Regions from separate parts of the Homo sapiens genome. Here region 1 is linked to region 2. A link is a loop called in an ENCODE intact Hi-C map of the cell type or tissue named here. Cell type or tissue: Caco-2. All regions are shown on one strand. Links, peaks and the distances in the headings refer to the core of each region. The heading gives the core; the rest is flanking DNA.

The links. A loop is a pair of places that touch in the nucleus more often than their neighbours do. Peaks named below come from ENCODE experiments on the same cell type or tissue, not always from the same donor. Only the 100,000 strongest peaks of a DNase experiment are listed, where the experiment ranks them.
Region 1: it touches region 2 in a loop (23-fold over the local background); 5 of 110 quality-filtered maps call a loop at or near these places.

Annotation. Positions count from the first base shown.
Region 1 is chr6:71,854,258-71,857,183 of GRCh38, forward strand. No RefSeq gene overlaps it. Among named protein-coding and RNA genes, the nearest start is that of RIMS1, 31 kb to the right of the region's middle. In Caco-2, for the core only: a CTCF peak has its summit at 1,291 (motif pointing right); no DNase peak of the experiment used is centred there.
Region 2 is chr6:72,084,000-72,086,925 of GRCh38, forward strand. All of the region lies in intron 2 of RIMS1 (regulating synaptic membrane exocytosis 1), which reads left to right. Among named protein-coding and RNA genes, the nearest start is that of RIMS1, 200 kb to the left of the region's middle. In Caco-2, for the core only: a CTCF peak has its summit at 1,143 (motif pointing left); no DNase peak of the experiment used is centred there.

The sequences.
Region 1 (2,926 bases), core at 333-2,832, 230 kb before region 2:
ATGAAAAGAGCCAGTGTCTGCTTCCTCAGGAAAGTTCATAATGCATCCCTCATGTTTGATTATCTGTGTGGCTCCCTCTCATTCCTTCTTCAGATTGCTTTCAAATATTTTCTTCTCAGGAGGCCTTATTATCCAACAACCACTTTATTTAACTATTGACTGTTCCTTTTTCAGCATTCGTTCTCTTTACTCTTCATCGTATTGTATCTTTCTCAGAAACACAATCTCCGACACAATATATATTTTATTTATTTTCTGTCTCATCTCTATATATTTCATGAGGGCATGATTTTTGCATATTTTGTTTACTTCTGTGTCACCAGCTCTTACAACAGTGCTAGGCAAATTGCAGGCATTCAACAAATATTTATCGAGTTAATTAATTAGCTGTGCTTTGTGTCTTGCTTCTCCAGTTCTGTAGTCCCAACAGGTTGAAGTAAAACTGCAAACTAGTCAAAATCTCATTTAATGTATTTACTGCAATTTGTGGGAGGGTATAAGAGATAGCTTGGTGGCTGTTGTCAGGACATACCCCTTGTCCTCACAGAAATGTTGACAGATTGCTAGGCTTCAATTAGGGAATTAAGGGATGATGATTATTTCCGGGCTCGGAAACTCAGGTGTAAGAGAATTTGAAATGAATTAGATCTGTATAAACCATCATGTATCCCCTTAGACCATTAGGCCTCATAGATTATTAATTAGACCATTATCCCCATAGACCATTCTGTCAGATCTATGTGGCAGGCAGAGGAGCCCAGGTGATAAAGCAGCCAGGCATGGAGACCAGTGCCTTCCACATGGGTACACGGAGGATTTGGCTACCTAATGAGGAGTTGCTTTCTTTCTTACCACCACTGCATGGAAAAGGACTAGTGACAATTTACTTAATTTTGAAGTGGCTTGAGCAATGGTGGCTACTATAGTAGGGAGAGTGATAGACCTGACCTGTCAGAATGCAAAGCACATTTAGGCGCTTATACAACCTGAATGAGAACATGTCTAATGACTCACGGTGCCCTGGCTCCAATTCCAAGCGGCAATGCCCCTATTTTAGGAAGATTTCCCTTGCTGGAGTAGAGCCCTCTTCTGGTTCTTATCCGATTACCCTGGATTGAGAATTAACAAGGCATTATTTCCTAATTTGTTAGGGCTTAAACTCTTAGAGTGACCTTTTACTCTGTTTCAATTAGGATTGTAGAAGAAATCCAACCACACTGGTTTAACTAAATATTTTATTTTCCTGTCATGTAAAATGAAGTTCAGAGATAGCTGTACAATGTTATGAAGATTCTGTCTGTTTCTACCTTTCCCTGTAGGTGGCATTCATCCCCTTGTTTACAAGATGATTGCTACAACTCTAGACATCATGTCTATGTCCGTTTCCGATGTTAAAGGAAGTGGGTGGGGGGAAAAGACAAAAGGGAGATGCTAGCAGAGACTGTCGTCTTTTAATCAGGAAAATAACCATTTCCCATTAGATTTCTGCTTACATCTCATTGGATAAACTGGACCACATGGCACTCCTACAGGCAAGGGAATATGAAAAGTATTTTTGACTGAAATCACTGTGACCCTCAACAGAATCGGAATGTTCAGTTAGCATGGAAAAAGAAAGAGAATCAATATTAGTTAAGCATTTAATATTAGTTAAGCAATATTCGTTAAGTTAATGTTAGTTAAGCAGATCGTGCCATAAACTATTACCGCTTTCTTGCCTTCACACCTGCTTGCTTTTTCTTCCTCTCAGCCACCTTCCTCCAGTTTCCATCCCACTGCGCCATCCCTATTCACATCCTTGCCATGTCCTGCATATATAGAACAGAAGGCACTCGCCACATAGTGATCCCTGCTCTGCTTTCACACTGCCATCCCCAGATTCCTCTTCCTAAAGGACCACTCTGCATCCTTCCCTCACTCAGAAGCTTTCATTTATGAAACTTAGCTCTGGCCGGGTGCGGTGGCTCACGCCTGTAATCCCAACACTTTGGGAAGCCAAGGCGGGCGGATCGCGAGGTCAGTAGATGGAGACCATCCTGGCTAACAGGGTGAAACTCCCTCTCTACTAAAAATACAAAAAATTAGCCGGGCGTGGTGGTGGGCACCTGTAGTCCCAGCTACTTGGGAGGCTGAGGCAGGAGAATGGCGTGAACCCGGGAGGCGGAGGTTGCGGTGAGCCGAGATCGCACCATTGCACTTCAGCTTGGGCAACGAGAGCGAAACTCAGTCTCACAAACAAACAAACAAACAAAAACAACTCATTGGGTTTTCCACACTTACAGAGTGGGAAATTATGCTCCTTTCCTTTTTTTTTTTTTTTTTTTTTTTTTTTTTGAGATGGAGTCTCGCTGTCTAGCCCGGGCTGGAGTGCAGTGGCGCAATCTCGGCTCACTGTAAGCTCCGCCTCCCGGGCTCACGCCATTCCCCTGCCTCAGCCTCTGGAGTAGCTGGGACTACAGGCCCCCATCACCACACCCTGCTAATTTTTTTTTTTTTTTTTTTTTGTATTTTTTAGTAGAGACAGGGTTTCACCGTGTTAGCCAGAATGGTCTCGATCTCTTGACCTCGTGATCCATCTGCCCCGGCCTCCCAAAGTGCTGGGATTACAGGCATGAGCCACCGCGCCCGGCCTATGCTCCCTTCTTGAGGGTGAAGTACCCACATAAATTATTTGGAATTCTTCTGCATAGGATGTTTGTTTTACTCCCCCATTTATTTATTTATTCAATCATTTATTTTATCAATATGAAATCATGGCTATTTTATTTTATACTTTGGGTTTTAATTCTGTAATGCACTGAATGTTTTTGTCTCCCCAGAATTCTTTTGTTGAAGTCCTAACCCCAATGTGGTGGTGTTTGGAGGTGGGGCCTTTGGGAGTAATTGGGTTTGGATGAGGTTATGAGGTGGGGCTCCAGGATGGGGT
Region 2 (2,926 bases), core at 172-2,671:
TTTGGTGAAGATAGTCAACAACAGAGCAAAGGCAATGTTTACAGTGTGTTGTGCATTCCAGAAGATGCAAGCATGAATTGGTTACTTAACACTTTGGCTTGCTCATATGTGTAGACACCACTGTCTTCTAAATTGCCAACACATGGAGTTTGCTCTTTATGCATTAGTTAGGTTGGCATGATCACGTGACACATTCTGGAAAAGTTTGCATGGAGTATGATTAGACCTATTTAATATCAGTTGATTACATATCTGTTATATAGATGATCCCAATATTACCTATTAAGATTATTTTCTTAAAACTTACTTCATTCCTTTTAAAAATTACATTCCTAATTCATATCCTACTTTATGATTTCTCATAATTTTACTTGATTTTCTTCTCTTGAATTGTACTGTGAATGAGATAACTTGTTTGTCAAAATATTAAAATTACCCTTTCTTGAACGAGGTTTTCAGTTTCAGACCTCTGATATATCTCCAATATTAGAAAGCAGTAATATTGTTCCATAATCTAGAAACAGTATTTCTAGGACCCAACACATGAGCCTTCTACACATGTAGCACCTCACAGCATTCAGGAACACAGTGAAGGTATTTATTGGGAGATGGAGTGCAGCAGAAAACAAATCTATGCTAGTGGGCCTCCATGTCCTCAGATGTCTTCATTTAATGCTTACTCGGGAGTGGCCTCCTATGGTAAATTGAAAATGGAATTAAAAATAAATGCTTGACTGAAGCAATAGACTATAAAACACTAATAGCTAATCATCGGTTATGCTCTTATTTTTTGTAAGTGTCATCTCTCAGTGCTTTCAGAACACTGTGGGATGCTGATTGGATGAACTTCATTTTTAACAATGCTAAATGGGGGACCATAAAAACTACCAACAATAGAAAAATATACAAAAACCCTTAATATATAATTTTTTAAAAGGGTATGTAGAATGATAGTCATCTGCAAAAGAGCAGAAATTGCAACATTTTATAAATTTTTCTTTTGTTCTTTTTCAGCCACCTCTGAAAACACATTTTCCTAATAAGTCAAATCTCCTGCTGATTGTACTAATTTTTTTTTAACACATAAGATGTTGTAAAGAAAAGTAATTTAAATAACTGTGACAGAATTGAATGCAAAAATAAAATGCTTTAGTGCCATCTGCTGGACATTTGCAATAAGAAAAAAGTATACTCATTTTAAACTAAAGACCAAATACGTTTTTAGATACAAACTGATAATTTGTAGAACTGTAGTAATTTTCAAAAATTACTCAATAACATCTGGGGTAAATTTCTGAATTACTGAGATATTTAGAATATTGCCTCTGAAGCAACCTATGTTTAAGCCTGTGTACAAAACACTGTGATGCTTTTTAAAACTCACATATACAAATGTGCACATTTCTGTGATTCACAAAATTGTAAGTTTTAAACAGTGATGGATATCAGGTTAAATATGTGTATATAACATAATATTAAATTATTCAGCATATTTTCAGAGGGGTAGTGCCCCAGATTTTGCATTTATGCTTAAAGTTTCATTGGGATGATTATTTTTATGAAATGAGATGACAGATCTGTGAAAAAATTGCCTTCATTTTCAAGTTTATTCTTAATGTTTGCAGTCTCTGCCACATGGTGGTCTCTGGATAATTTGCACCAGAACTACTAAAAAAGCTCCTTCCTGGAATTTATCCCAAACCTACTGAATCAGAAGCTCTGTAGGTTTGTCCAAAAATTTGCATTTTAACAAGCCCCTTAGATAATTCTAATGCATATTAAGTTTGAGGATACCAAGGAAACACCTCTTACAAAGCAATAACTTTCCGTTCCTTTAGCCATAATTAAAATTAGCATTCTGAAAATAGAATGGTGTAGTGGAAAGTTTGAAACAGAGGACCTAATTATCACCAACCATTTTACCAGCCTTATGTAAGGCACATAAAGCGTGTCCCTAAATTTTCCCATTTATAAAATGAGGAAATTGTACCCACTAATCTTTGGAGTTTCTCCTGTGTCTATATTTTCCCAAATGTTTTCATTTTACACTGGATTTTGGAATCCTTCCTTCATCTTGTCTCACTCTAAGAAAAGTGCTTAAGCGAATGCCATAGTGATGAACCCCAAGTCCTGGCAAAGAAGAAAACCTTGGTTTTAAGCTTGTACAACTAGATTTCTTAAATTTCAGAAGTGATTCACAAAAAGCGTTGAAGGAGACGACAAAGGCAAATGGTAGAATAATTCATATTTCTTCCAAAGGAGAGCCTGTATGCTCATATCTAGAATAGCATATTATATTCCTACAGCTGGTGTTAGGTGAAAAATTCACCTAAGTAAATTTAGATTAGTAAAGTATTGATAATTTTTAATGACACTTGGTAAGAGTTCAAGCTATGAAAGGAAGTTCAAGGCTGAAGGAAAAATACACTGCTGTAAAAGCGATTTCATCTGAGTTACATACGTTTGCAATTGCAATTGCTTCTTTTTGCAGGATACTATGCATATGCCTGACACCTGTAAACAACTTGTATTTATAATATCAGGTAATAAAATAATAGAAACTCAAGACCTTCTTATGCTACTTTCTTTGTACTCCCAGAGCCTTAAGGAGTGTGGGTTGTGCAACAGACCTCAGTAGATGTTTGTTGAATTGATGTTTGGAAGATTCTACTGTGTTTGACAAACAGCTGGAAAGTTTAATTTGATTGTAGTGTAAGATGTATGAGAAAACGTATGTGAGAGATGCTAATAGATAAGTAAGTGGGGACCTTGTACCACAGGATGAGAAATTGAACTACCTCAGAGATGATATTTAATCAGTAGATTGACATGATTGGTTCAGTTTATTAGGAAGATCATTCAGGCGGTATGAAAGATGCACTAGAATGATGGAAACCATCGGCAGGAAGCCTAGTTAGAAAGCTAA